2 separate regions of the Homo sapiens genome follow, and region 2 is linked to region 1. A link is a contact called in ENCODE Hi-C or POLR2A ChIA-PET data. All regions are on one chromosome and are shown on one strand. Each heading gives the region's core, a stretch centred on a gene start or an enhancer-like site at or near the end of the contact. The rest is flanking DNA. Distances are from core to core; before and after follow the strand shown.

Region 1 (3,405 bases), core at 387-2,886:
GCCATGCCCATGCTTCCTGTGTGGGGCTGGGTTTGCGGCTGCAGTCGTGCTCTGTGACTGTATGAGCCCCCGCTGCTAATGAGGTCTTTCTCTATGTTCTTCTCTGAACACAGAGGGCTCTGGGGTGGGAGGAACAGGACAGAGACAAAGAAGGGTGAAGAGAAGACATGACCATCCTCAGGAGACAGTGAGGAGAAGGACTGGCCTTCAGGGAAATTGACCCACAATTGCCCAGATTGCTACGGAGGGGCTCCTGTTTCTGGAGGGTTAGGGTAATAATGGAAGGAGATGCAGTGGCCTCTGGGTTGGAGCCTCCAGGATTCTCCATCACAGCAGCCCCCACCTCAGCCTCCATCCCCTCGGGCAGGAATCAGCATCCTACCCCATCCACAGCCAGGGGCCACTCCTGCCCCAGCTGCTCGCCCTGTCTGGTCCCTCCTTAGGCAGTCTCCAGCACACTCCTCCTGGTGCCTACCCCAGGAGCCAGCTGCTCCCTCAGCCCCAGCCCACTCAGCTTTTCTCCTGCTCCCTGAGGGTAAGTCTGGGGCTTGCACGATGGCCCTGCCCACTGGTGGCCCTGAGCACCCCTCTGTTGCCCTGTCTCACATCCATACCTCCTTCTATCCCTCACGCCATAGGTGACCACCACCTTGTGCCCGGCGTGATGCTGGGCCCAGGAGACATAGAGACAGCTCAGGCCATCCCTGCCCTGAGGGAGCTCGCAGCCCAGTGAGCCACCCTCATTATGCGCCCACTGTGTGCCACTTGAAGCCCTTCAGCTCATTTAACAGCCTCCCTCCGAGGGAAGGGCTGTTATTCCCATTTACAACGAGGAGACCGAGGCTCAGAGGGGCCAAGTGACGTGCTGAGTGGCAGAGCCAGCTCTTTAGAGCCCGTGCTCTTTCCATCTCCACAATTACAATTTGATTGAGGGTCACAGTGGTGGGTGCCAAGAGTCTGTGCAGGATGGTCAGGGAGGGGAGACCTTTTGAGCCCTGGAGGGATGGAAAGGCTTCCTGAAGGAGCATCAGGTCTGGCCTAGGGGTCAGAGAGTTGGAGGAGAGAAATCCAGGGAACTAGGCTGGGCCTGGGATCGCCATACTGGGTCCCAGAGGGCAAGGTGGGTTTTGAGGGGAGCTGTTCAGGCTGCCTCCCAAGGGGGCCTGCAGAGTCCAGTCAGTATGCCTGGGTTCAAATCTTATCCCCACTCCTCCCCTACCTGCTGACCCCTCTGACTCCCCTCCACTCACCCGTGTTGAGCCTTTATGCAAATTAGCAAAAAGCACCCATTTTCTAGGACACACCCGCCCGCCATGTGCCAGCAAATCGTCATAATATGCACATTGATGGTCACCATGATGTGAGTGGCACTTCTTAGGGGGCAGTGCACAACTTGCTCAGCCATATGTGGTGGCCCTTCTCTGAGCTTCTGTGCAATGGGGGTAGATACCCCTAAATAAACAACCCCTAGTGTTATGCAGACTGTGAGAGATGAAGGAGGGCCGTGGCCGGGGCATTGAGGCAGCGATCACTGCTCCACGTCTCTGGGAGCAGGGCCAGATTGGCTTGCTAATGGGTGGAGCGGGCAGGCCTCTCTCTGCTGTAATGTGCCCTGACAAGGACCATTAGTGCTATTGGGGCCTCTTTATCAGTGGAGCTGCTCCCCAGGCCACTTCCTCTGGCTACTTCCTCACCTTCCCCTTCCCTTCCTTCCAGTCCCTGCCATTCAGTGTTTTCCTCTGATTGTTCTTAGAGTGACCCCCGCTGCCTGCCTCCCTCTGTGCTGGGGCCTCTTCATCCCCATCTACAGGCTCACTGTGGCCTCCGGCTTCAGCTCCCAGGGCTTTAATCCCTAGGTTGCCCCAACCCCAGCTCATGCACTAGTTCTGATCATGGGGTTCCTGGCTCCTTGTTGCTTAGGCCCTGCCTGCATTCCTTCCATGCCTGGATGCCTCACCCCCAACCACCACCAGCTCTGGTCTTGGCTGGTTCCCAGGAGTGGGAGGTGCAGCCCCTCATTCCTGCCCTGCCTTGCTCCACTGTAAGGATCTGGACACTTGAGGACAATGGCCTTTAGGGCATAGGACCCTGGCTGCCATGGGCCCTCCCGGCCCCTGTGGTCTTCCTGGCCCCCTGTCAGCCTTGCCCCTGGGCCCTGCATCACCCCGGTCACAGGTCGTCTTCCCAGCGCCTACAGGAGGTGCTTTACCTTCCCGCCTCCAGGCTACTTGCCTGGGACCAGACCCATCCTAGGCCGAGGCTCACCCCTCGCCTAGGTCCCTCTCAGAACCTTCTCTGCTGGTCAGAGGCACACAGGCCTTGCCCCTGAGGAGGCAAAGTGGTCTCTGTGGACAGACAGCCATCTAACACTGCCAGCGTGGGCTCTATAGAAGACTAGGTACTTTTTTGTGGGAACTGGGTGTTAAGCCTCAGGGGAATCTCTCCTGGGTGGGTGTACTCATGCCAGGGTAGGAGAAAGGGTGTTTCCTCACCTATCATTTCATTATCAAATCTTTTCAAGTTCCTGTGCCATCTGGAACACGAAAACTGCCCAGATCTCAAGGCATTTATGTATAGCAGGGAGACCGACATGTATAGAGACAGTTCTAGAACTGTGGGGTCTGAGCCATAGGTGAGATGGCTGCATGGGTTACGGAGCTCTGAGGAGATGGGATTCACCCTGTGAGACAGGGGAGTCTTCAGGGAGGAGGCACTCTGGAAGGAGTAGTTTGCCTCATGGAGCAGAGAAAGGTTGCTTTCTAGATGGAGGCTCCAGCTGTGTGAAGGCTTGGGGTCTGAAGAGCCTGTTTGGGGAACCGTATGTAATTCTGTGCATGGGGCATAAAGCACAGAGCTGGCCTGGGCCAGACAGAGTGGGCCCTGACATCTACTGAGAAGCTCTTGCCAGTGGGACTCTCAAGCTGGGGTATGACGTGACCAGATGGGTGTCAGTCTAAAGACATGGTTCACCCTTTGGGAGACTCAGATGTTTAAGCTGGCCTGGGACTCACCAGCTGCACTCTGCAGGGAATGAAGGCTGTTATGAGCAAATAAGAATTTGAGGTGGCAAGACGGATTCTGAGAAGGACTAGTCCTGGGGTGCTGGCTGGAGGGTGGTGGAGAGACGGTCATGTGCAGACCCAGACTGCCTCCATGGGAGGCAGGACTGAGTCTAGGGACTCAGCCATTCTCTGGGTGGCAGCTCCTAGGGTTCGATTGCTCTAGAAGGGCACATGTCCTGCCCTGCTCCTAGCCAGGGTTTCCCTATTCCTGACCAAGGCTGGGCTTTGCTGTGCCTGGAACTGGAGCTTGTGCCATTCTGTGTCCAGCTGGGGCAGACACAAGTGGCCTACTCTCTGAGAAGCCACCACCTCCCCAAGCCTAAACCTGCTAGAAATACTGGGC
Region 2 (3,405 bases), core at 641-3,140, 33 kb before region 1:
GGGAGCCTGTATGCTTGCGCCAGTGTGCCCACTCATGTCACCTGTGTCTGTCCGTGAATATGTGCCCTATGTCTTTTTGGATGTCTCTGTGTGTTCGCATGTGTTTGCACAAGTATGAGGTGGGCCTCTTAGGCTCTCTCAGGGCCCCCATGGTTATCTTGTCATAAATGGCAGTCAGGTTAGGGTGCTCTGAAAGGGGCTAAGTGCGAGGAGGGGCCGAGCCAGGGTATAGCCCTTGCCCCTGGGGGCCTGTGGTCTGAGGGAAGATCCAGACCTCACCAATGTGGCAAACTCAGCAGAAATACAAGTTCCCAGATTTGAGAAACCTCTTTGGGACCCCTCATGCTGCACTTGGCCTCGGTGTTGGGGACCCAGGGTCAGATCAGACCCTGCCCCTACCTTCCAGAGCCAGCCCAGGCAGTCAGCTATGCAGTTGGACACTAGCGTGGCTGCTGAATGGATGGCTGTACAGGGCACAAGAAAACAGGTGAAGGCATGCCCAGGCCTGCTGGAGAGTCAGGGAGGGCTTCCTACAGGAGGAGTTTGAGTGGTGACTACAGAGCTGTTTGGGGGATGAGAGGAAGGAGATAGAGAACAGAGCTGGGCTTGGCGTCAGATGGCACTGGCGGGTTTGAAGAAAAGGGAGATGGGGAGGGTGATTCTCATCTTCCAGGCCTGGAGGTTGGAGGGAATGGAGGTGTCTTGAAATGCGTGGAAAGGAAGAGGAGTTCCCATTTGGCCACTGTGGGTATGAGCTTCCTGTGGGATGTCCAGGTGCAGATGACCAGAGGGTTGCAGGATACTTGAGTCTTGAACTTGGTCCAGCCAGAGATGGGTGGTTGAAACCGTGGGGTGGATGATACTGCCAAGAAGGATGTGATGGGCAAGGGAGGGAAAGGGGGCTTAGGATTGAGAGCAGCAGCATTCAGGCCTGGGCAGAGAGGATCCAGCGAAGGGGCTGGTGAGGTGGGGCCAGAAAGGGGGACAAACAACCAGGCAATCAGTGGCTGAGGATGGAGAAGTGCCCCATGGATTTACCCACACAGAAGCCATTGTTGAACTTGGTGGCAGCAGAGGGTAATGGGTTTTGCAGTGGGTGGGACGAAGTGGAGATATGGGTGCAGACAACTCTCAGAAGTTTGGATGAGAAGGGAGGAGAGAAAGGGAGGAGAGCTGGGAAGGGGTGCAGGGGATGAACTGCATGAGCCCCAGGCCTGCTCACTGCTGATTGGAAGGAGCCAGAAGAGGAGAGAGGAGAGGCCAGAGGGAGGAGGGAGGGTGAAGTGGTCATCTGTAGACACCCGCCTAGTCCTCTGCCAGGGGCAGGGAGGGTGCCTGGAGGGGGTGGTGCTTTCTGGAGGAATGGCTGTGGAGGGCTGAGGGTGAAGGAGGTGCAGTGCTGGGCAGGCAGCCTTCAGTCTTGCCCTGACCTCTGCCAGTCTTCATATCTGCAGGGTATGGTGGTAGCAGCCACCCTGGGGTGTGGGGAGGATCCCAGGAGGCAGAAGCTCCACTAGCTCAGAGCATCCTCGTAAACCAGGTTCAGGTCAGGAGTTGAAGCTCAGGGCTGGGCGGGGTTGGCCTCTGGTGGTTTTTGCATCTTCAGTGCTCACCAAAGCTGTTTCGTAGACACTGCAAACAAGAAAGGCCTAGGAAGGTCAGGACGTGGATGGCCTGCTTCCAAAGAGGCCACACCCAACCCCATCTCTGGGCCCAGCTCTCAATTACAGGGAAGTTCTTCCTTTGGGTCTAGCCTAAGTCTTTCCCGCTGTGTGTTCCCTTCTGGTGAACTTGTTCAACCCTGCTCCATGGAGCCAAGCCTATCAGCTGGCCACTTGGAGTGGCGGTCAGTATTTTTACAACTTGTTTTCATGAAGATGATTTGAAGTCTCCTTGCATTCCCAGAATGTCAGACCCGCCCTGATTCACAAGGATTGACCAAAACAGGGTCTGAGCCAACCAGAGGAATTTGAAGACTTAGTCATCCCCCTTGGATCATCTGCACATTCTTCTCCTTTCCTTCCAGTTAAAAAAAAAAAAAAAAAAAAAAAGGAAAAGAAGAAGAAAGAAGGAAAGTTAGCCTAGATGACCAGATGTCCAGGAAGGGACAGTGGCATTTGGGGGTATAAACCAGCTCAGATGATGATGGCTGTGGACAAAGGGGTGGGACCTGAGGGGAGGGGTCAGTGCTTGGCTTTGCACCTGGCAGACGTCAATTCAAGTGCATGTTCTGCTGCTTGCAAGATGGGGATCTTTCACAGGAAAGATCTGAGCTTCAGTTTCCTCATCTCTGAAATGGAAGCATTGATGGCACCCACCTGAGACACCTGAAGCAGACCTAGAAGCAGACCCTGAGACAAGGATTCGTGTGACAGTGACTCATTAGGAAGCTTCCCTGCTGAGGGAAACCTGCTAAGGGAATAGGAAACGTAGAAGCAGAAAGAGAAGGAGGAGAAGCAAGAGGCTATTTCCAGCCAAGCTCCATAGAAGGAACTTTGGCTTTGTCTTCCAGAGGGACACTGTAAGTCATACCCTAGGGCTGACCCTCCAGGGGCAAAGATGCTGGAGAATTCATACCTCTCCCTCCTGAGTCAACAGACTCATGTAAGGTGCTGATTGCCCAGGACCTGGCACCAGCAAGTGACAGCTGTGAGAAAGGGGTGTGCAGAAGGGGGAATCCCAGGCTGTGTGGTCAGCAAGGGGCAGTGCCTTCTGAGAGCCCCACTGTGCTCCACTGCTTCTCTAGCCCCAGGTCTTTCTCTGTCAGCTTCTAGAGGCAAAATCCCACAGAGCTCCCGCCCCCATTGTTCTCCCAGATGACTTGGCTTTGGGCAATCTCTCCAACCAGTCCAGGTCCCTCCCAGCCCTAGAGGCCCTGGTAACCTGCTGTAGTTCTCCCTCCCAGCCCACCCACCCAGCCCGGAGGGCATCAGTGACGAGTAGGAGGTGGGACAAGGCTTAAGGGCAGAGGTTAGTTCAAGGCCATGGAGGCACCAAATGCCCATAGAGGACATCAAAGCCACTGTGGCCCATCCCCACCTGAGTTGAATTTGGCTTTTCTTCCTAGCCCACCCACTCTGTGTTTCCATAGACGGTGCTCAGGGATCACTTGGGGGAACTTGCGTTGGTCAACACATTCCAGGAACAAATAAACAGGTTGCCCTTCCTGGCTGTACTGACTAAATCCTAAGACTCTGACTATGTGACTCTCACTTTCACTGGTGATGTCAGCCTGGGTTAGCCCTCATGGGATCCACCCTTAACTCTCTCCTGTCCCCTGTGACATCACAAGAGATGTTACCCATGATCTGGCCTCCCCACTCAGGCCTCTGGGAGTCAGCCCCCCCTCCACCAGCCCCCCACAACAGACCATGACAGGCCTGGGTGCTAGTCCACACTCTGTCA

What was found. A loop is a pair of places that touch in the nucleus more often than their neighbours do. ChIA-PET counts read pairs that join two places held with the same protein, here RNA polymerase II (POLR2A). Pooled maps may share reads with other maps.
Region 2: a map of PC-9 shows a loop between it and region 1 (5-fold over the local background). The contact joins two enhancer-like sites. A Hi-C loop is called at or near these places in 5 of 168 maps with a recorded cell type or tissue (IMR-90, PC-9, ascending aorta and 2 more), 1 of 37 single-sample maps with no recorded cell type and 3 of 50 pooled maps. POLR2A ChIA-PET finds 5 or more read pairs at or near these places in 11 of 52 experiments (AG04449, AG04450, CD4-positive, alpha-beta T cell and 8 more).

The regions. Positions count from the first base shown.
Region 1 is chr11:75,464,665-75,468,069 of GRCh38, reverse strand. The region is part of intron 3 of GDPD5 (glycerophosphodiester phosphodiesterase domain containing 5); the gene reads left to right. Among named protein-coding and RNA genes, the nearest start is that of KLHL35, 33 kb to the right of the region's middle. RefSeq lists enhancers at 1-331, 332-979, 1,248-1,920. Within about 2 kb of position 1,636, at least 3 of the 41 ENCODE cell types and tissues checked have a DNase peak (open chromatin) inside an H3K27ac peak, as active enhancers do.
Region 2 is chr11:75,498,041-75,501,445 of GRCh38, reverse strand. All of the region lies in intron 1 of GDPD5 (glycerophosphodiester phosphodiesterase domain containing 5), which reads left to right. Among named protein-coding and RNA genes, the nearest start is that of GDPD5, 26 kb to the left of the region's middle. Within about 2 kb of position 1,890, at least 7 of the 41 ENCODE cell types and tissues checked have a DNase peak (open chromatin) inside an H3K27ac peak, as active enhancers do.